Linked DNA regions of Homo sapiens: region 2 is linked to region 1. Evidence: read pairs that join two places in POLR2A ChIA-PET (ENCODE). Cell type or tissue: K562. All regions are shown on one strand. Each heading gives the region's core, and the rest is flanking DNA. Links, peaks and the distances in the headings are about the cores only. Region 1 overlaps MTA3 (metastasis associated 1 family member 3). Region 2 has its middle 4.8 kb from the start of KCNG3.

Region 1 (5,379 bases), core at 294-5,293:
TGTCATGTAAAGAGGTTTCAGAAGATCTTTAAAAACATATCAAATTATATGGCTGATGACATTGGTCTAAATACTCAATTCTTCATAAAAATAACTTGTTCAAGAGGTTTGTGTTAGCATCACATCTTTGATCATTGCCATGAACTACAAAGAGATGAAGGATCAGTCAAATGCAAGGAAAATAATGCCTCTCTAGTGGTATCTCTCCAAAATATTTATCATAATTCATGCGAAGTCAAGGAAATATTAAGATTAAAATCTTAAATAATATCCTAAAGATATGAAATCATGTAGTTTAAAGTAGTCTGGAAAAAGTAAGGTAAACAAATTTAAAAGTAGTACATCGCCAAAAAATATTAAAATATAAACAGAAAGTTCACTTAAATGCAACCATATTGGTAGCAATATGAAAAAAATTACCTGTTGCACATATCTGTCAGTAGTTTTCCACATGTAATAATATTCAATGATGCTAGTCAATGATTTCCAAGGAAGCTGAAAAAAAAAAAAATCAACCTATCATCTATGTTAACATATAATAAAATGAGATGAAAATAAGCTACTATAGAAAGTACTTTCCTTAAAAACCACCACTTTCTTTTTTTTTTTTTTTTTTTTTTTTTTTGAGATAGACTGTCACTTTGTTGCCCAGGCTGAAGTGCAGTGGCGCGATGTCAGCTCACAGCAACCTCCGCTTCCTGGGTTCAGGCAATTCTTCTGCCTAGCCTCCCAAGCAGCTGGGATTAGAAGCACATGCCACCATGCCCAGCTAATTTTTTGTATTTTTAGTAGAGACAAGGTTTCACCATGTTGGTTAGGCTGGTCTCGAACTCCTAACCTCAGGTGATCTGCCCGCCTCGGCCTCCCAAAGTGCTGAGATTACAGGTGCGAGCCGTCACACCTGGCCCTTAAAAACCACTTCTTTATTAAAATAATGAAGCAAATATCCACATGGAAGATTCATTCTAGAATATTTGAGAAATTTAAAATTAATCCTTAGCAAACGGTACCCCAAACAAGTCATATTCAGTATGGAATGTGAATACAACACATTCCATTTCTCATTCCGTTTATACATTTTACTAAAAATTATAAACATCATAACTGATAACATTTCTTTCTCTTTTTATTTAAGAGACAGGGTCACCCAGGCTGCAGTGCAGTGGCATGATCACAGCTCACTGCAGTCTCAACCTCCCAGGCTCTAGTGATCCTCCTGCCTCAGCCTCCTCAGCTGGGACTATAGGTGTGACACCATGCCCGGCTAATTCTTTTTTATTTTTTGTAGAGTTGGGGTCTCCCTATGTTGCCCAGGCTGGTCTTGAACAACTAGGTTCAAGGAATCCTTCCACCTCAGCCTCCCAAAGTCCTAGGATCACAGATGAGCCACCGTGACCAGCCCTGATAACATTTCATGACTTACTTGGGAAAGTTCTCAAGCTACAGGTGGGGCTGCAGCACTATTTTAGAAACGGCATTTAAACAGCTCTAGCCTGAGTTATTTCAGCTTCCAAAGATGGCAGCTATGACTGTGTGTCATCTGGTCTCTGCAAATCCTTGAAAGAGGCATTGAGGAAGACAGGAGAGACAGTCTCGTCTTGAATCGCTGATGCCACCCCTCTCCCATCCCCTGGCAGAGGCCTTGCAGTGCCAGAGTCTGTGCATATGGAGGAAGAACATCACAGTGACCAGGGGACTTTACATTGAACTTAGTGCTGCCCTGTGACAGCAGAGAATAAATCCATGCTGGGGTCAGCCAGTACCTGTGTAGGGAGGGAGAATCTGTACCAGACCTAGCCAGAGGGTAATCACCTATCCTATCGGTTGGAACTTGAGTTTCTCAACAAGCCTCATGACCATGGGCTGAAGTGCTCTGAGGACCTACGTAAACTTAGAAGACAGCCTAGGTACACAAGGACTTCAACTCCTAAACAACTCCTAGTGCTGGGCTGGACTCAGAGCCAGAGGACTTCGGGTGGCATGTGACCTAGGGAGACACCCAGGGTGGCTAAAGGAGTGATTGCACCACCCCTCTCCCAAACCTAGGCAGTACAGCTCAGGGGCAAAAATGTCTCCTTCCTTCTGCTTAAGGGATGGAAAGTGAAGAGTAAAGAGGACTTTGTCTTGCATCTTGGATACCTGCTCAGCCACAGTAGGACAGGGCACCAGGCAGAGTCGTGAGGCCCCCATTCCAGGCCCTAGCTCCTATACACATTTCTAGACACCATCTGGACAAAACAGAACCTGCTGCCTTAAAGGAAGGACCCAGTCCCTGCAAGATTCATCAGCTGCTGACTAAAGAGCCCATGGGCCCCGAGTAACCAGCAGCAATGCCTGGGTAGTAGTACACCATGGGCCTTGGGCTCTGAGATGTGCTGACTACAGTGTGACCCAGCACATTCCCAAGCACATTCCCAGCTATAGGTGGCTATGGTGAAAGGCTTCTTCTGTTTAAAAAGATGGAAAAGTAAAGGGATGTTGTTGTTTTGCACCTTAGTTACTGCTCAGCCACAGTGGGGTGGAGGAATAAGCAGGCTTTTGGGGTCCCCAGGTTCAGGCCTCAGTTCCTGAACAGAATTTCTGGACCTGCCTTGGGCCAGAGGGGAGCCCAGTGCCCTGAAGGGTGATCCCAGGCCGGACAGCATTCCCCACCAGCTGACTAAAATGAAGAGCCCATGGGCTTTAAGTGTACATTGGAGGTGGCCTGGCAGAACTACCCCCACCCCCAATAGTGGCTGGGTGTTGGTGTCCACAGGGAGGCCCCTCTGCCTGTGGAAAGGGGAAGGAAAAGCAGGAAGGATTTTATATTGTGGTTTGAGTCTCAGCTTAGTCACAGCAGAATAGAACATCAGGCAAATTTCTAAGGTTTTTGACTCCAATCCCTGGTTCTCAGACAGCATCTCTGGACTCACCAGGGCCTGGAGGAACTCACTACCCTGAAGGGAAGGACACAAACCTGTCTCACTTTGCCACCTGCTGATTGTGGAGCCCTAGGGCCTTGAGTGAGCATAGGTGGTAGCAAGTGAGCAGTTACGACAGGCATGACCCAGCACAGCCCCAGTGGTGGTAGCCACAAGAGTGCTTGTGTCACCACACCCCAGTTCCAGGTAGCTCAAGGGACGGGGTGTGGGGAGAGAAGGAAGGAGGGGGAGGGGAAGAGGGAGAGGGAGAGGGAGAGACACTGTTTCTTTGAGAGAAAGGGAAAAGAACAAGAGTCTGTCTGGTAATCCAGAGAATTCCAGATCTAATCTGAGACTACCAAGGGAGTACTTTGAGTCTGCAAAAACCACAGTGATATTGGGCTTGAGGCCCAAGTCCTTTAGAAAGCCTTTTCAAGAAGGACGGACACAAACAAGCCCAGACTGTGAAGACTACAGTAAATACCTAACTCTTCAATGCTCAGACACTAACGAACATCTACAAGCATCATCCAGGAAAATATGACCTCACCAAACAAAGTAAGTAAGTCAGGAGGGACCAATGCTGGACAAACAGAGACATGTGACCTTTCAGACAGAGAATTCAAAATAGCTGGCTGGGCACAGTGGCTCATGCCTGTAATCCCAGCGCTTTGGGAGGCTGTGGCAGGAGGATCACGTAAGGCCAGGAGTTCGAGACTAGCCTGGCCAACGTGGTGAAACCCTGTATCTACTAAAAATACTAAAAAATTAGCCAGGCATAGTGATGCATGTCTGTAATTGCAGCTACTTGGGAGGCTGAGGCACGAGAATTGCTTGAACCCGGGAGGTGGAGGTTACAGTGAGCCGAGATCACGCCATTGCACTCCAGCCTGGGTGACGGAACAAGACTCTGTCTCAAAAGAAAAAAAAAAAAAAAAAGAATTCAAGATAGCTGTTTTGAGGAAACTCAAAGAAATTCAAGATGACAGACAGAAGGAATTCAGAATTCTGTCAGATAAATTTAACAGAGACTGAAATAAAAAGAATCAAGCAGAAATTCTAGAGTTGAAAATGCAATTAACATGCTGAAAAAATGCATCAGAGTCACTTAATAGTGGAACTAATTAAGCAGAAGGAAGAATTATTGAGCCTGAAGACAGGCTATTTGAAAAACACCCAGTCAGAGGAGAGAAAAAAGCAAAGAATAAAACCAATGAAGCCTGCTTATAGGATCTAGAAAATAGCCTTGAAAGAGCAAATCTAAGAGTTATTGGCCTTAAAGAAGAGGTAGAGAAAGAGGGGCAGGAAGATTATTCAAAGGGATAATATTAGGGAATTTCCCAAACCTGGAGAAAAATATTAACATCGATATTCAATAAGGTTATAATCAAACTCCCAAAGGTCAAAGATAAAGAAAGAACCTCAAAAGCAACGAGAGCAAAAACAAATAACTTATAATGGAGTTCCAATACGTTTGGCAGCAGACTTCTCAATGGAAACCTTACAGGCCAGGAGAGAGTGGCACGACATATTTAAAGTGCTGAAGGAAAAGACCTTTACCCAAGAATAGTATATCCAGTGAAAATGTCCTTCAAACGTGATGGAGAAATAAAGACTTGCTGACAAACAAAAGCTGAAGGATTTCATCAACACTAGACCTGTCCAATAAGAAGTGCTAAAGGGAGTTCTTTAATCAGAAAAAAATAGATGTTGGTGAGCAAGAGGAAATCATCTGAAGGTACAAAACCTGCTGGTAATAGTAAGTACACAGAAGAACACATTGAGTATTATAACACTGTAATTGTGGTATGTAAACTACACTTGTCTTAAGCACAAAGCCTAAATGATGAACTAATAAAAAAAAATAACTACAACTTTCCAAAACATAGTACAATAAGACACAGAATCAACAAAAAGTTAAAAAGGGGAATGAAGTTAAAATGCAGTTTTCTAATTATTAAGTTTTAGGGGGGGATGTGTGTGTGTGTGTGTACGATGTTCTAAGAGGTGATTACTACATATTGCATGCCTGTATCAAAGTATTTCATAGGCCGCGGTGTGGTGGCTCACGCCTGTAATCCTAGCACTTTGGGAGGCTGAGGCAGGCAGATCACAAGGTCAGGAGATTGAGCCCATCCTGGCCAACATGGTGAAACCCCGTCTCTATTAAAAATACAAAAATTAGCTGGGGCTGGTGGCATGCGCCTGTAATCTCAACACTTTGGGAGGCCGAGGCGGGCGGATTGCTTGAGGCCAGGAGTTCAAGACCAGCCTGGCCAACATAGTGAAACCCCATTTCTACTGAAAATAAGAAAATTAGCTGGGCATGGTGGTGTGTACCTGTAGTCCCAGCTACTTGGGAGGCTGAGGCAGGAGAATCACTTGAACCTGGGAGGTGGAGGTTGCAGTAAGCAGAGATCGCGCCACTGCACTCTAGCTTGGGCAACAGAGTGAGACTTTGTCTCAATAAATAAATAAA
Region 2 (5,379 bases), core at 261-5,260, 190 kb after region 1:
GCCTCCATGCCATATGCAGGGAATCAGAATATGCCTCCCAAAATATGCCATTTTGAGGTAAGGATTATTTTGAGCTAAAGGCAATTGAGAAGAATCAGACATAAGAAAAAAATTATGCCCTCCTCTTCTCTACTAGGAAAGGAAGAAAGATTCTTAACCACTGGAGACCCTAGCCTCTTATCAGCCTAGAGATAGGACCAGAGGAATCTATGTAATGCATAATGCATCTTATAAAACAACACTTACCTTCTGTTAGTTTCCTGACATGTTTACTTTCCCATAGTTTGCCACCCCTAAAAGCCTAAACTCCTTTTCCTTTAGCTGGTTACTTCGTAGCAAATTTATTATTCTTTATTAAGATGCTATACAGGTCACGCGCGGTGGCTCATGCCTGTAATCCCAGCACTTTGGGAGGCGGAGGTGGGCAGGTCATGAGGTCAGGAGATGGAGATCATCCTGGCTAACACGGTGAAACCCCGTCTCTACTAAAAATACAGAAAATTAGCCGGGCGTAGTGGCAGGCACCTGCAGTCCCAGCTACTCGGGAGGCTGAGGCAGGAGAATGGCGTGAACCCGGGAGGCAGAGCTTGCAGTGAGCCGAGATCACGCCACCACACTCCAGCCTGGGCGAGAGTGTGAGACTCCGTCTCAAAAAAAAAAAAAAAAAGCTTCATAAAGCCTCTTGATTTTGATACTAACAACCCTTTGATTTTCTCGGTGTAATGTACTATGCTGTACTTGTTAATAAAGTGTTTCTAATAAACTGTGTTTCTCTTGTTAATTTATCTTTTGTCAGTCTAATTTGTAGGAGCATAGGCCAAGAACCTAGGAAGGTAGAGGAAAAAATTTTTCCCCTCCCTTACACATATTTCTTGCCTCAGCCTTAGATATCTGAGAACTTTTACGTTTTTTCTTGTATCTCTCATTTCTGTTTCTCTGTTTATTTTTGAGAGAGCCTCTGTCACCCAGGCTGGAGTGCACTGGCATCCACCTCCCAGGTTTAAGCGATTCTCCTGCCTCAGTCTCCTGAGTAGCAGGGACTACAGGCACGTGCCACCACACCCAGCTAATTTTTTTTTTGAGATGGAATCTCACTCTGTCACCCAAGTTGGAGTACAGTGGCGTGATCTCGGCTCACTGTAACCTCCGCCTCCCAGGTCCAAGAGATTCTCCCGCCTTAGCCTCCCGAGTAGCTGGTATTACAGGCGCCCACCACCACGTCCAGCTAATTTTTGTATTTTGAGTACAGATGGGGTTTCACTATGTTGGCCAGGCTGGTCTCGAACTCCTGACCTCAGGTGATCTACCTGCCTCAGCCTCACAAAGTGCTGAGATTATAGGCGTGAGCCACCGGCCAAATTTTTGTATTTTTAGTAGAGACAGAGTTTCACCATGTTGCCCAGGCTGGTCTCAAACTCCTGACCTCAAATGATCCACCTGCCTCTGCCTCCCAAAGTGCTGGGATTACAGGCATGAGCTACCATGCCCAGCCATCTCTCTCTCTCTTTTTTTTTTTTCAAAAAAGAAAACACTTTATTGAGGTATGATTAACATACAAAAAACTGTACATATTTCATGTATACAACTTCTTGGGTTTGGAGATGAGTATACACTTTTGAAACTGTCATCACAATCTATGCCATAAACATATCCATCACTTCTGAAAGTTTCTTTCTGTCTTTTTATTATTCCTTTTTTTTTTTCCCTCTGTTGCCTAGGCTGTAGTGCATTGCCTTGATCTCAGCTCACCGCAACCTCCGCCTCCCAGGTTCAAGCGATTCTCCTGCTCAGCCTCCCCAAGTAGCTGGGATTACAGGCATGCATCACCACCCCGGCTAATTTTGTATTTTTAGTAGAGACGGGGTTTCTCCATGTTGGTCAGGCTGGTCTTGAACTCCTGATCTCGTGATCTGCCTGACTCGGCCTCCGAAAGTGCTGGGATTACAGGCATGAGCCATCATGTCCCACTATTCCTTTTTTTGAAATGATAAGAACACCTATAAGATCTACCCTCGCCGGGCGTGGTGGCTCACGCCTGTAATCCCAGCATTTTGGGAGGCCGAGGCGGGTGGATCACCTGAGGTTGGGAGTTCAAGACCAGCCTGACCAACATGGAGAAACCCTGTCTCTACTAAAAATACAATATTAGCCGGGGTGATGGTGCATGCCTGTAATCCCAGCTGCTCAGGAGGCTGAGGCAGGAGAATCGCTTGAACCTGGGAGGCGGAGGTTGCGGTGAGCTGAGATCGCACCATTGCACTCCAGCCTAGGCAAAAAGAGTGAAACTCCGTCTCAAAAAAAAAAAAAGATCTACCCTCTTAGCAAATGCTTAAGTATGCATTATAGTACTATTGAATATAGGTACTATGCCACATCGTAGATCTCTAGGACTTATTCATCCTATATAACTGAAACTTCATACCCTTTGACTTATACCTCCCTGTATTAGAGCTCTGTAAACAAGACCACTCTGAATCTTGGGATAACCTCATAGTGCTATTGAGTTACAGCTCTACCTTTGTAATCTGAGAGACGAAAATAGATGCCCCTTAATAAACTAAGACAGACCCTAAGATAAGGAAACCAAGTTACTGATGGGTCAAGGGCTCAGGGCTTGGCTGGCAAATTTCTAAATTACTGTGGCTAAACTCCCTAAAAATAGGAGTTTTCAATTCTGTTATACAACCCAGATGACAACAACTCTGTCTGGATAGACAGCCATTACAAACATTCTTTTCTGATGAGCTGCTGCAGACCCCAGGTCAGTTTCAGCCAGCTTACAGAGGCAGCACACAAGCTGTCTTTGTGGCCTGTAGTTCACCTGTTGACATAAAGAGCCAAATTCCACCTCATTTTAATGCTAAAGCCCCATCACAAAGTGAACACGATGTATGTTACATATATGTGTACCAATTATGCATGTGTGCGCCTCCCCCGTAAGTATGTATAGCTTTTCCCCCAAGCCTGCTGACTATGTATGATACAGGCCCTGTGAGGCCTAAAACCCAACCTGTTATTTCCCTCTTTGAAGAGAGAGCACCTTCAGTCCACACCGGAGACTTTCTCTTCCTGGCTTGCAAACTGATAACAACAATAAAGCTCTCCTTTCTACCATTCAGCCATCCTGGTGGTCTTCTGAACACCTTCTACAGGGGTCATTCTGCACACTGGGCTAAGTCATTAGCCTTTTATATTTTAAAATGAGAGAAGTTTCCATTTGAATTTCCATTCGAAAAGCTGTCTTTAAAAGTACCAACTGATTCGGCAGAGGCTGAGAAATAAACTGATGTAAATGCAAACATTGAAAAATATGAATTAACAGCAGGGCAAGGGCTTTTTAAAGCAGACAGAGTTGATAAGTAAGCTGCATGGAACAGTAGTGCCCACAGGGTATTTCAATTTCTAAAGCTTTGGGGGAAACGGTGTTTGGAGTCCTCGAACACATCCAGTTATGCAATGCAAAGTGATGGAGGAATCTGTGTTCAAGCCAGAGTCAGCAGTAAAAGGGTCACAACTTTTTACTGAATTTTTTGTTTCAGGTTACTCTGTTGTTGGTCACATGTTTAGACAAATCAATTCACTTATCCAATCTGTGTTTATTTAGAACCCAGGAATGAGAAATGAGCATGGCTGATTTGGGCTAAAGGAAGCATACATGAAGTGAGATGTTTCTAGTGTCATGCACTGAGCTATATACCACCTTCACATCAGCTTGTGATCTTTTCATTACCCCTTTGGATGTAGGTATTATTATCTTCATTCTACGGAGGAGAAAAACTGAAGATCAATGAGGTTTAAGGAACTGGCTCCAGGTGGCTTAGCAAATGAGTTATACAGCCAGGGTTTGAGCCTAGAGAGAGCCCTATAGACAATCTGGACTTTTTTTTTTTTTTTGAGATGGAGTCTCGCTCCATCACCCAGGCTCAAGGGCAGTGGAGCGATCTCGGCTCACTGCAACTTCTGCCTCCCGGGTTCAAGCGATTCTCGTGCCTCAGCTTCCTGAGTAGCTGGGATTACAGGGGCGCACCACCACGCCCAGCTAATTTTTGTATTTTTAGTAGGGACGGGGTTTCACCATCTTGGCCAGGCTGCTCTCGAACTCCTGACCTCATGATCCACCTGCCTCGGCCTCCCAAAGTGCTGGGATTACAGGCATGAGCCACCGCGCCTGGCCAATTTGGACTTTATTGTATGGACAATTTCTAATTATCTACTTTTATATACTCCTTTTAGGTTTTGTTTGTTTTGTTTTTTTTTGAAAACCTCTAGTTTCAAGAGGAGTTTTGCTCTTGTAGCCCAGGCTGGAGTCCAATGGCACAATCTCAGCTCACTGCAACCTCTGCCTCCCAGGTTCAAGCGATTCTCCTGCCTCAGCCTCCCCAGTAGCTGGGATTACAGGTGTGCACCACCATGCCTGGCTAATTTTTTGAATTTTTAGTAGAAACGGGTTTCACCATGTTGGCCAAGCTGGTCTCGAACTCCTGAACTTGGGTGATCTGCCTGCCTCGGCCTTCCAAAGTGCTGAGATTACAGGCGTGAGCCACCACACCCAGCCACCTTTCAGGTTTTTGAATTTGGGAATGCCCTGATGAAAATGGATGGAAGGAAGAGCTCTGTGGTGGCCTTATTCAGAATTCATAGAGATAGGAAAGAACTGGAGTGCAAAGAGATGAGGTAGAAGGTTGTGGCAGCAATCCAGGCCCTGGAAACAGAGTGAGCAGAGTTTGACATGAGAAAACCTGATTCTAGCCTCTGCCAGGATGCTGCTGCTGGGAATGCTCGGGCTAGTTACAGCCACATCTCTGAAGCTTTGTAACTTCGGAGGGGAGGAAAAAATGGGAGTAATTTGCTTTTTTTTTTTTTTTTTTTTCCTAGGTTCTGAAACTAGAAAACCTCTAGGTTCTTTCAAACTCTAAAATTCTACCTTTAAATTGTAATGCATTCTAAAGATTTAGATATGAAGACCCTAAATACCATCCCGAGTCTAGGAGAGAATCTGGATGTAATACTTCTCAACATTATCTTCTCAAAGTACAAAGAATAGAATTGGCTTTAAGAATGCTCTCTAAACCAGATTATATTGAGACAAGCCTATCATTTCTGCATCACTGTTTTCTTTGTTTAAGAAAACGATTTGGGTATTGCTGCTGCAGCAGTGGTTGATGATATTAAAATCAAATAAAAATATTACTCTTGAAACAAATGAAATGATTTAAGCCTATCTCTCTAAGAAATCGCATGAAAATATACCTAGGAGGCACACATTGTATTGTCATCAAATTAATTTGTTTTCTAAGCTCAAATGTAATTTAAAATGAGATATTTCTTCAACTGGTTCAATCAACAGACAGTAGAAGGATTCTACGGAGAGAACACAGG

The links. Peaks named below come from ENCODE experiments on the same cell type or tissue, not always from the same donor. Only the 100,000 strongest peaks of a DNase experiment are listed, where the experiment ranks them.
Region 2: POLR2A ChIA-PET joins it to region 1 with 5 read pairs; 3 of 35 experiments call an interaction of 5 or more read pairs at or near these places.

The regions. Positions count from the first base shown.
Region 1 is chr2:42,690,881-42,696,259 of GRCh38, reverse strand. It overlaps MTA3 (metastasis associated 1 family member 3), which reads right to left. Exons shown (of 17, transcript NM_001330442.2): 10 at 421-495. Among named protein-coding and RNA genes, the nearest start is that of OXER1, 71 kb to the left of the region's middle. In K562, for the core only: no CTCF peak of the experiment used is centred there; a DNase peak (open chromatin) is centred at 3,099.
Region 2 is chr2:42,496,100-42,501,478 of GRCh38, reverse strand. It overlaps a transcript of MTA3 not described here. Among named protein-coding and RNA genes, the nearest start is that of KCNG3, 4.8 kb to the right of the region's middle. In K562, for the core only: no CTCF peak of the experiment used is centred there; no DNase peak of the experiment used is centred there; H3K27me3 peaks cover 1,217 bases.